Linked DNA regions of Homo sapiens: region 1 is linked to region 2. A link is a contact called in ENCODE Hi-C or POLR2A ChIA-PET data. All regions are on one chromosome and are shown on one strand. Each heading gives the region's core, a stretch centred on a gene start or an enhancer-like site at or near the end of the contact. The rest is flanking DNA. Distances are from core to core; before and after follow the strand shown. Region 1 holds the start of GIGYF2 (GRB10 interacting GYF protein 2). Region 2 holds the start of TIGD1 (tigger transposable element derived 1).

The links. Hi-C counts contacts between places; a loop is a spot of excess contacts on that map. ChIA-PET counts read pairs that join two places held with the same protein, here RNA polymerase II (POLR2A). Pooled maps may share reads with other maps.
Region 1: a loop to region 2 is called in a map of B cell, with 18 times the contacts of the local background. The contact joins the promoter of GIGYF2 here to the promoter of TIGD1 in region 2. A Hi-C loop is called at or near these places in 12 of 168 maps with a recorded cell type or tissue (B cell, CD14-positive monocyte, CD4-positive, alpha-beta T cell and 6 more), 16 of 37 single-sample maps with no recorded cell type and 27 of 50 pooled maps. POLR2A ChIA-PET finds 5 or more read pairs at or near these places in 5 of 52 experiments (HepG2, MCF 10A, PC-9 and 2 more).

The regions. Positions count from the first base shown.
Region 1 is chr2:232,695,053-232,700,659 of GRCh38, forward strand. GIGYF2 (GRB10 interacting GYF protein 2) reads left to right here and starts at 2,279. Exons shown (of 29, transcript NM_001103146.3): 1 at 2,279-2,340. RefSeq lists enhancers at 2,086-2,782, 2,783-3,477 and silencers at 2,132-2,221, 2,252-2,581.
Region 2 is chr2:232,545,917-232,551,991 of GRCh38, forward strand. TIGD1 (tigger transposable element derived 1) reads right to left here and starts at 4,641. Exons shown (of 1, transcript NM_145702.4): 1 at 1-4,641. The coding sequence starts at 3,966. The coding sequence ends at 2,191. EIF4E2 (eukaryotic translation initiation factor 4E family member 2) reads left to right here and starts at 4,773. Exons shown (of 7, transcript NM_004846.4): 1 at 4,773-4,828. The coding sequence starts at 4,809. MIR5001 (microRNA 5001) reads right to left here and starts at 4,657; the gene lies at 4,558-4,657. It overlaps CHRNG (cholinergic receptor nicotinic gamma subunit), which reads left to right. Exons shown (of 12, transcript NM_005199.5): 12 at 1-2,199. RefSeq lists a silencer at 4,784-5,153.

The DNA of each region.
Region 1 (5,607 bases), core at 1,029-3,528, 150 kb after region 2:
CACCACGCCTGGCTAATTATTATGTATTTATTTTTTTTTAGAAATGGGATCTCTCTATGTTTTCCCAAGCTATGGGGGTAGAATTCTGCAGAATGGGACTGTGAAGGGCTCCTTTGAGTTTCTGTATTTCTAACAAGTCTCCACGTGATGTTGATGCTACTGTACCACTTTGAGCGGTAAGGGTATAAAAGTCAAGGGAAGAAAGTGTTTCAGAAGGCCGGGAGCGGTGGCTCATGTCTGTAATCCCAGCACTTTGGGAGGCCGAGGTGGGCGGATCACCTGAGGTCGGGAGTTCAAGACCAGCCTGATCAATATGGAGAAACCCCGTCTCTACTAAAAATACAAAATTAGCCGGGCGTGGTGGCATATGCCTGTAATCTCAGTTACTTGGGAGGGTGAGGCAGGAGAATCGCTTGAACCTGGGAGGCGGAGGTTGCGGTGAGCGGAGATCACGCCATTGCACTCCAGCCTGGGCAACAAGAGCGAAACTGTCTCAAAAATAAATAAATAAATAAATAAAGTGTTTCAGAAAGTAGGAAGAGGCCAATCATATTGAAGACAGGGAAACACGAAGTCAAGATGAGGACTGAAAGACTCCAGTTATCAACCTGTAGGATGGGGTGTTCTTAGGGCAAGCAATAGGCAGATAGGAAAGGACAGAAGCCACATCGGTGTGGTTGATGATTGCATGCCAGGTGTGGAAATGGAGAAAGTGCATATAAACAATTCTTTGGTGCAGCTTGGCTTTGAAAGGGAACAGGGTCGCAGGAGGGAGAATTGGTGTTTTTGATTGTTTGTTTGTTTATTTGTTTTTTTCGAGACGGATTTTCACTCTTGTTGCCCAGGCTGGCGTGCAGTGGCGCGATCTTGGCTCACCGCAATCTCAGCATCCCGGGTTCAAGCGATTCTCCTGCCTCAGCTACCCAAGTAGCTGGGATTACAGGCATGCGCCACCACGCTCGGCTAATTTTGTATTTTTAGTAGAGACGGGGTTTCTCCATGTTGGTCAGGCTGGTCTCAAACTCCCAACCTCAGGTGATCCGCCGCCTCGGCCTCCCAAAGTGCTGGGATTACAGGCGTGAGCCACTGCCCGGCCGAGAATTGGAGGTTTTTGTTTTTGTTTTAGACGGAGTCTTGCTCTGTCGCCAGGCTGGAGTGCAGTGGCGCGATATCGGCTCACTGCAACGTCTGCCTCCCCAGTTCAAGCGATTCTCCTGCCTCAGCCTCCCGACTAGCTGCGACTGCAGGTGCGTGCCACCACGCCCGGCTACATTTTTTTTTGTATTTTTAGTAGAGACGGGATTTCACCGTGTTAGCCAGGATGGTCTGGTCTCGATCTCCTGACCTCGTGATCCGCCCACCTCCGCCTCCCAAAGTGCTGAGATTACAGGTGTGAGCCACTGCGCCCGGCATGAGAATTGGAGTTTTTAACATTCCATTTTAAGATGGGAGACACAAGTAATCTTTAAAGCTGACAGGAAGGATCCTGTAGGAAGGAAGAAGTTGGAGACACAGGCAAGAATGGGATGCCTAAGGATAGAGTTGCTAGATTTAGCAAACACAGGACGCCCAATTAAATTTGAATTTCAGAAAAACAACGAACAATTTTTCAGTGTGTGCCCCAAATATTGCTGGGTGTCTTGTATTTTATCTGTCAATTCCAAAATAGTTCATCTCTAGGTAAAAGGGTTATAGCCCCAGATGTCCTAGGAAGGAATCAGAGCTCTCAAGTCCTTTCCAGCTGTCCCAGTACAACACTCTGAAATGAATTCCCAGTTCTACCAGAACTGTTAACAAGTAGAGAAACTGCTTTGAATTTCAGCTTTTGCGGCTTTCCCATTCGCTCTAGGATGGCAACTGCGAAGAAAAATGCCGGACTAAAAGCTGTGGAAAAGTTCTAATTTGGAAAACCAGCCCGCAAGTGATGCAGAGGCTTTTGAACTGCAAAAGAGCTCTGGGCGTACAGGACAGTGAGTCACACGGTGCCTGGTCCGGGCCCAACCCTGGACACCAACACCACTCAACTCAAGGGCAGGTACCCGGCTGCTGCCAAGGGGTCAGCGGGAGCCTGCGCACTGCCACGGCCCCGCCCTCTTCCAACCTTTCATCCGGGTCTCGGGCAGGGGCGTGTCTGGGCAGAGGGGCGGGTGGTGGCGGAAAGGAAGGATGTCGTGGGAGACTGGAGAGTGGGGAGGGAAGCGGGAAGGGGCGGGGGCGGAGCAGGGGGCGTGGCGGAGCGGGAGCGCGGTCACGTGACGTGCGTGGCGACGTGTCGGCCATCTTGTGTTGTTGAGGCTGAGGACTGACTGGGGTTCTGAGACTCCCTGTCCCGGACCGCAGGTAACCAGCCGTTCCGTGTCGCTCCCCTGCCCGGCTCTGCTCCGCGCCCCGGCCCCGCCGCCGCGTCCCGGGCCGCCTGTGTCTCCGGTCCGCGTTCGCGCCCCTGCTCCTCCTGCCCGAGCTGGCCCGGCCGCATGGACACCCACAGGCCGCTCCGGCCGGCTTGGGCCGTCAGGCGACGGGACAGGTCAGGTGCAGGGCCGGAGGGAGCCTCCTCCTGGGCGAGGGGCGCTGAGGGCCCTGGCGCGTCACGGCCGCGAGGAGCCGAGAAGCCCCTAGGCCAGGGCCTCTTGGCATTGCGAGGGGAGCCGAACAAGGCAGGAGGGTTGTGGGGTGGGCAGTGTCAGGCCGGCTTGCTCGGAGCTGGAGGGCTCGCCTTCCTCTGCTTGCTTCTCCGCGCCAGACACCCGCCCAGTCTCGGGGTGGCCCGGTAACAGCTGCTGCGGCCAGACAGCTGCTCCTGCCGGCTCTCCTGTCCACACCTGGTCCCTGGGAGGTGCGCTCCTGCCTTCCCCACAGAGCATCTGGACGGAGGAGACTCCTTCCGTGGCGAGAGTACTGGGTCTGGACCAGGCCTGAGGCGAGGTGCAGCCACCATGATCGGAACCTTGGGACCGAGGCTGGGAAACTAGAGCCCATGGCAGCCTTGGGGACCCAAATGTTCACATCAGGTTGAAATGGGCATTATCCTTAAGTGTCAGTTTCCAAAAGCACTCTGAATACTTGTTTTGCGACTGAAACATAAATCAAGCGAACAGGGAATGGGGGCATGAAAGAAGCGGAGCGTATGACCGTGTTTGGGAAGCAATAACGTTGTTTTGCAGTTAATTATTTAGTACTGTGTTTTTTATTTTGTTGTTTTCGTTTTCCTGCAAGTCAAAGCACTTAAACACACGTAGTCTCTCTGTAAGAAAGGTAAGTATTCCAGTTTAACTTGCAAGAAATTGAGTATGGGGCTAGAAGCTGTGAACAGCTTCCTTTCTAGAGCTACATACATTGAATTAAGGCAGTTTTGATTCCCAATGTTGTGCCTGGGGAAGGTATTCTTTCTTTATATAGTATGTCCTTTTTAGAATCAAATGACTTCCTAGATTAGAAAAAAAAATTCTGTCATTCTTTCTGTACATTAATTTTGCTCCTTCTAATATTTGTAGCTTTGGCCTTATTTTGTCCATTTTGCCTAGAACACAAATACTTTCTCTTATTCATTGATGGTTTTACGTGTTTTACTAGTTGGTGTAGCAGTTTCTGATGTGCTCAAACTGGAATATGTACTTGGCTTTTACATCAGATGTTGACAACAGAAGAGGACACTAGAAAAGTATTTAAAAGTGGCACGTAACTGGAAAAATGTCACATGATGTTTCTTTCGAAATTTAACATCAAGGAATACACTGGTGATGGTAGTGCTTCACCAGAAAGGAGAGGGCTTCATGACTTTTTGGTACCTGACAGCATTTGAGACTCTTGAGGTTTGGGAGGGAGAAGGAACCATGTGCTTCCATTCATTTGTTTATTCATTCATACATTCATTTATTTGACAGATACCCTGTTGAGCACTTACTACACTGTTAAGTACTGGGAGCAAAACAGACCAAACAATTCCTGTCTGTATGGAATTCATTTCTAGACAGATAAATAGGTAAAATACTTGATGTAGTGGTAAGCGATGTGAAAGAAAAAAATGAGTCAGGGAGATAGAATAATAGGGGTTTGGGGAGGGGTTAATTTTAAGTGCCCTGAGAAGGCCTCATGGAGAAGCTAACACTGGAGGAAAAACCCAACAGAGGTGAAGGTGCTGTTTCTTTAGCTATACTGGGGTAAAAGTGCTCTAGGCTAGGGAGCAGCAAGAGCAAAGACCCGGAGACAAAAGCTTAGGAGCGATTCAGGAGTAGACTGGGAAAAGCATGGAGGCTAGCCTAGGCTGAGAGGCTAGGGTGAGTGGGAGACTGGTGGGAGATGTGTGTACTTACTGTTTGGTACTAAGATGAGATGGATTATTTGCTATCCTGAATTCTTTTTTCTTATCTCTTGTGATTCTTGGAAAGGGAAATCAGATTCTGGAAATTTGGGCCAGCAGCCAGCCTCCCCAACCCCCTTAACTCCCATCCCCATCCGCTAATTTGGAAAAATTTAGGATGCTCAGTATTTCAGGAAATTATAATGAATTATCTTTCTCAAAAGTAAACGTTTTAAAATGAGATTGATGATAAACTGCTTGAAAGTACTTTTCAAAAGCAATTGCTTTACAAGAAGGAGGCTCTTTGGAGATTTCAGGATATTTGAAAATGTAGGGAAATTAGAAATTTTCCTTTCACATTTAGACACATGATTAAGGAACATACCAGGAAGAAAGGTGGAAACAATGTATTAACTCAAATTATCCTTAATCTGGTTAGTAAAGAATTTTTCTTAATACTGTGCTGTCCAGCCCGGAGACTCTTCCTCTAATTCATGTGTATATCCTTCACATTTTACACGTGTAGAACTTTTTGTGCTGAGTTTTTTATTCCTCCACTTTTACCTTTCAGACTAGTTGTCTAGTCTGATACTTAATAGACATATTTTTTTGCAAAAAACATTTTCTGATTTCCTTCCAGTTTATCTCCATATTCTTTTTACTGAGCTTTCATAAATGTCCTCTTTCATTTTAGTTCAGCTGAGGAATTTTAATATTTTGGTTTTGAAATGCTTTTGCTGGTGAGATGCATATGTGAAAAACACTTTGGAGTAGGTTTGCCTCAAAATCATGAGAAGATGGAAATTACAAGGTCAGTGTGTGAATGCAACTCCTTGGCTAAAAGGGAGGCATAGTGATGGTAGTGATGAGGTAGTGTTTTAACTAATTGCCTTTCTTCCTCTTGTTTTTCTATTGTGTTTTTGAAATGACATTTCCAAATTATGTCTTTGATGTCATATCAGCTCATTTGTTTTCATGACTCTGCATTTTAATACTCCATATTGTCTCTTCTCTTTTTGTTGACCTTCACATTGGAAGATGACACTGTTGATAGTGATTGCTATCTGGGAGAACCTTTTTGGGTAAAAAGATTACTACTGTCGCTTTTATGATTGCCCTTCTGTAGGATCTTTGACTTGTGCCATTTTCAAATTTTGACTTTGTTTGCAGTTCTCCATTAGCTCCTGCTGATTAAATTTCCCATACTTTCTGTTTTATTCTATTTCTTATAGATTATAGTGGGACCAGTCTCATTAGGTTGAATCTACAGCCTATGTTGGTGTTAACCCAGGTCTCTTAGAGGCAAG
Region 2 (6,075 bases), core at 3,391-5,890:
GTGTCCTGCTGCAGTCAGCACACACGTGGGATTGGCTAGCTCATCCTGGCACCAGCCACCCCTCCACTCAGTGCACTCCCCTCACTTAGGCAAAGCATTATTCATTCCCATCAGTCTGAAGCCCGAAGGACTGTTTTGTATAATACCTTCGGACTTGGGACTGGCTCCCCTTTTACAAGTTCTCCCTGAAAGAGGGCAGTCACAAGAGGTGTGAAGAGTAGCAGCCGATGCTCTCTCCAAAGCAGGGCAGCAGCCCATACCAGCTGGCATCTCCCCCCCGTGCCTTCTGGGTACAATAAGCACCCAATTCTCAACAGCCCCAGTGGCCTTTCCATTCATGTGCATTTTTCTGCCACTGACCACAAGACGATTTCCTGAGTTTTGTAATCCTCTTTTTTTTTTTTTTTTTTTTAGTTTTTGATGTGTTGTTGTTGTTTTGTTTAGTTTTGAGATAGAGCCTCACTCTTGTCATGCAAGTTGGAGTGGAGTGGCATGATCATGGCTCACTGCAGCCTCAACCTCCAGGGCTCAAGCAATGCTCCTGCCTCAGCCTCCCAAGTAGCTGGCACCACAGGCATGCACCACTACACCCAGCTACTTTTAAATTTTTAGTAGAGATGAGGTTTTGCTATGTTGCCTAGGTTGGTCTTGAACTCCTGAGCTCAAGTGATCCTCCCACTTGAGTCTTGGGATTACAGGCATAAGCCACTGTACCTGGCCTCCTTTTTAATTAAGAGCTCCTCACAGCAGTATGGATAAGCAAGAGTCATTATTCCCCATGTTATATAGGCAAATTGAGCCTAGAGTAAGCGGGACTCCACACAACAGTGGTGGTTAAACAAGGTTTGAAGTCCAGAATTCCTGACTCTGACCCAATCTGACACTCTAAGATTCTACGGCCTGAAAAACAGGCCCTTCTTCCCAAAGGATGGTTAAGACAAGGAAGAGCTAGGCAAGAGGAGGTGTGGAGTTAACAGAGAGCCACTGAGCTCTTCATTCCAGGAGGAGACTTTGACTGGCCTCCCTTGACCCCACTAATCAGGTAGTAAGGCTGGGGTCTTCCTGGGGGAGAGGCAAGGTCCTGCTCTGAGATTACAGCCGGCACACGAGTTTGGCTGGTAACCAGGGGACACCCTTGGGCAAGTCACCTATGCTCCCTGAGGCTGTTCCCTCATCTGTAAATAAGGTGCAAAAAATAATCCATTCCTGGCCAGGTGTGGTGGCTCACACCTGCAATCCCAGCACCTTGGGAGGACAAGGTGGGTGGACTGCTTGAGCTCAGGAGCCCACGAACCCAGGAACCCAGCCTGGGCAACATGGGGACACCCGGCCTCTACCAAAAAATACAAAACTTAGCTGGGCGTGGTGATGCATGCCTGTAGTCCCAGTTACTCGGGAGGCTGAGGTGGGAGGATCGCTTGAGCCCAGGAGGTCTAGGCTGCAGTGAGCTGTGATCATGTGACTGCACTCCAGCCTGATGACACAGTAAGACCCTGTCTCAAAAAAAATAAAAAAATTACAAAACTGAAAAAAGAAAAGTGAAAGTGCCACATAAAGGCCTGACGACAGGATATGCTGGCAGGAGGGGACCTTGGAAATATGCCCTCCCTCCAAGCACAGGATTGCTGTCTTTGGGATTCAATCACCAGCAAGTTCGTATTATTTACTCCAGTGTGAGTCTGTGTCTGTGCATGCACAGTGTGTTTGAAGCAAGAGCAGAGTCAGAGCTATAGAGAACTAGAGGAGTTAGGGAGAGTGGGGGAGAACTTCAATCAGGGAGGGAATCTGATGACAGTGGGGCCATTTCCGGTTCCCACCAGCCCCTTACTAGTTGTGTATCTGGCACAAGTCTCTCAACCTCTCTGAAAGCCTCAGAGGGCAGAGGATTAGCTCCTTGTACACAATAAACACTCAAATGTTAACATTAGCTGCCATTACTATAAGTTACTGTCTCATGGGATCCATACAGCAACCTAAGGAGGTAGGTCGAGGCATACCTCAAAGACATTGCAGGTTCAGTTCCAGACCAACACAAGAAAGCAAGTCACATGAATGTTTTTGGTTTCCCAATGCATATAAAAGTTATGTTTACACTATACTGTAGACCAGCAAGAGTGCAATAGCATTGTCTAATAAAACAATATACATACCTAAATTTAAAAATACTTTATTGCTAAAAAATGCTGATTATCAATCTGAGCCTTCGGTGAGTCGTACTCTTTTTGCTGGTGGAGGGTCTTGCCTCGAGGTTGATGGTTGCTGACTGGTCAGGGTGGTGGCTGCTGAAGGTTGGGGTGGCTGTGGCAATTTCCTAAAATAAGACATCGGTGAAGCTTTTCGCATGAGTTGACTCTTCCTTTCATGAAAGATTTCTCTGTAGCATGCGATGCTGTTTGATAGCATTTTGCCCACAGTAGAGCTTCTTTCAAAATTGGAGTCAATCCTCTCAAACCCTGCTGCTGCTTTATCAACTAAGTTTATGTAATATTCTAAATCCTTTGTTGTCATTTCAACAATGTTCACAGCATCTTCACCAGGTGTAGATTCCATCTCAAGAAACCACTTTCTTTGCGCATCCATAAGAAACAACTCCTCATCTGTTAAAGTTTTATCATGAGATTGCAGCAATTCAGTTACATCTTCAGGCTCTACTTCTAATTCTAGTTCTTTTGCTATTTCCACCACATCTGCACTTACTTCCTCCACTGAAGTCTTGAACCCCTCATAGTCATCAATGAGGGTGGGAATCAACTTCTTCCAAACTCCTGTTAATGTTGACAATTTGACCTCCTCCCATGAATCACGAATGTTTTTAATGGCATCTAAAATGGTGAATCCTTTCCAGAAGGTTTTCAATTTGCTTTGCCCAGATCCATCAGAGACATCACTATCCATGGCAGCTAGAGCCTTATGAAATGTATTTCTCAAATAATAAGACTTGAAGGTCGAAATTACCCCTTGATCCATGGGCTGCAGAATGGATGTTGTGTTAGCAGGCATGAAAATAACATTAATCTCCTCGTATATCTCCATCAGAGCTCTTGGATGACTAGGGGCATTGTCAATGAGCAGTAATATTTTGAAAGGAATCTTCTTTTCTGAGCAGTAGGTCTCAACAGTGGGTTTAAAATATTCAGTAAACCACGCTGTAAACAGATGTGCTGTCATCCGGGCTTTGCTGTTCCATTTATATAGCACGGGTAGAGTAGATTTAGTATAATTCTTAAGGGCCCTAGGATTTTCAGAATGGTAAATAAGCATTGGCTTCAACTTAAAGTCACCAGCTGCATTAGCCCCTAACAAGAGAGTCAGCCTGTCCTTTGAAGCTTTGAAGCCAGGCACTGACTTCTCCTCTCTAGCTATGAAAGTTCTAGATGGCATCTTCTTCCAATAGAAGGCTGTTTCATCTACATTGAAAATCTGTTGTTTAGTGTAGCCACCTTCGTCAATGATCTTAGCTAAAGCTTCTGGATAACTTGCTGCAGCTTCTACATCAGCACTTGCTGCTTCACCTTGTGCTTTTATGTTATGGAAATGGCTTCTTTCCTTAAACCTCATGAACCAACCTCTGCTAGCTTCAAACTTTTCTTCTGCAGCTTCCACACCTCTCTCAGCTTTCATAGAGTTGAAGAGAGTTAGGGCTTTGTTCTGGATTAGGCTTTGGCTTAAGGGAATGTTGCGGCTGGTCTGATCTTCTATCCAGACCACTAAAACCTTCTCCATATCAGCAATAAGGCTGTTTCGCTTTCTTATCATTCGTGTGTTCATTGGAGTAGCACTTTTAACTTCCTTCAAGAACTTTTCCTTTGCATTTACAACTTGGCTAACTGTTTGCCGCAGGAGGCCTAGCCTTCGGCCTATCTCGGCTTTTGACATACCTTCCTCACTCAGTTTAATCATTTCTAGTTTTTGATTTAAAGTGAGAGATGTGCGACTCTTCCTTTCACTTGAGCACTTAGAGGCCATTGCAGAGTCATTAATTCGCCTAATCTCAATATTGTTGTGTCTCAGGGAATAGGGAGGCCCAAGAAGAGGGAGAGAGATGGGGAACGGTCTGTGGGTGGAGCGGTCAGAACACACACAACATTAAGTTCCACGTCTTATAAAAGACGCTGTATGTGGCACCCCAAAACAATGACAATAGCAACATCAAAGATCACTGATCATAGATCACCATAACAGACACAGAAATCATGAAAAAGTTTTAAATATTTTGAGAATTACCAAAATGTAACACAGAGACACCAAGTGAGCACATGCTGTTGGAAAAATGGCGCTGATACAATTGCTGGACTCAGGGCTGCCACAAACCCTCCATTTGTTTTCAGAATGCCCTATCTGCGAAGCGTAATAAAACGAGGTATGCCATAGTACAGTGGCGCCGCGACCGACAAAGGAAAGCCTCCGGGAGGTCAAAAGAGATACCAGAGAGTGCGTCCCGCACTGGAGGAAGAGGAAGGTTTTTACCAAGCAGCGAGTCCAGAGCCCGCGCCGTCAACGACGCGGTGCTGCCTTTTTTCCGAGCCGCTGCGGGAGGGGGCCAGGACACGCTCCCTTAGGAGAGCGGGCGGGTCACAAGGACCTGGACAGAGGCAGAACTGAGGCCAGCAGCCAGCTCCGCCGCTGAGTCCAGCCCTCTGCGCAGCCGCCCTGAGCTGGCGTCCCGAGATAGCCGCTTCCAAACCGGGCCTGCGCGCCGACGTTCCGCTGCGCCCCGCGCAAAACCGGAAGTACCCGGGCCCAAGGCTGAGGGACCCGGTGGAGCGGAAGTCACTCCCTGAGGCAGTGGCGACAGCGGCGGCGAGAGGATGAACAACAAGTTCGACGCGTGAGTGGCTCGTGGCCGCCCCCGGGGCCCCTTCCCCGAACAGTTCCCCCGCGCCCGCCCCCGCTGGGGCTGGGGCGGCGCAAACCCTGCGGCACCGGCTTCCCTGCTGGGATCCGGCTGCGGCCGGACCTGGCCTGGACTGGCGGGGAGGAGGGGGCTGGGGAGCAATGGATACCGGAGTCCCGGAGACCCCAGGGCCGTCCGAACCGAGGGCGAAGAGCTGGGCCCGGGGGAGGGGTGGCTGTGCCGCCCGGTAGGGGGAGATTTTCGGACGCCCCGCCCTGGTGGATGCGGATTGCCTGCGACGTGGAGGGGTGGGGACCTCGGCGGTTTGGGTGTTTCCGCAGTCTGGCAGCGCTGCCTCTGAATCCAGCTTTCCCCACACACTCCCTCTCCCCTCTGAGCCTCAGTTTTCTCATCTGCAGAGTGGGGACGGTAACACCCTTTGTCGTAGAGTTTGGAGGATGCAATGAGGTAATGTGGTTGCTGCCCTCGACGCGGTGGAAGGCTGGCTTAGGAATTATCTTCCTGAGACTCTTCCTACTTTCTTTCTCCTCCCCTTCCCGTTCCCGTCTTCCAACACACTCGCCAAGACCTAAGTATACTTGTTGCCCTCTCCTGCCCGCTCCGGTTTCTAGTTTCAGCATCAAACAGTTTGGAGGTACAGAGAGAAAATGCAGAAGTATCTTTACTTATCCCCCTCCAAGGATTGTATCTTGAGGTAGAATATGTTCCTTCCTCTCTTCTAGTAGTCTAGTAAATCGACTGTCTCTTCATCCGAAAACCTGGATTTCTAGTCCCAGATTCACCACTTACCATCTGTTTGACTGTAGAAAAGTTACCCAGCCTCTAAGCCATTGTTGCTCAAACCACATTAGTGGCTAGGACCCTGCTGCCACGCCGGGGTGTGATAAGGGTCAGATCACACTCAGCGATGCTTAAAGATGCTTGTGAACATTGCTAACTATTGCGATATAAACGTAAAGTGGAATTACTATTAGTTTAGGTTGTGACCTGGTGCTTTTGATGGGAAATTGGGGTGTTTCCAATACAGAGAGTACTGTGCAAATTCAGGGAATACTGGATTTCCAACACTCCAGGCAGGTAGGTCCTCAGGAATGTTTTCTGGTTGCTGAGAGGTCTCTGCTACTTGAGAAAGTCTTTGCCCGACCTCTTCTCTATCCTGCTGTTTAACTGAGCCTGTCCCTCTACGAACCTCTCCCCCGCTGCCGCCCCATTTCATCTCT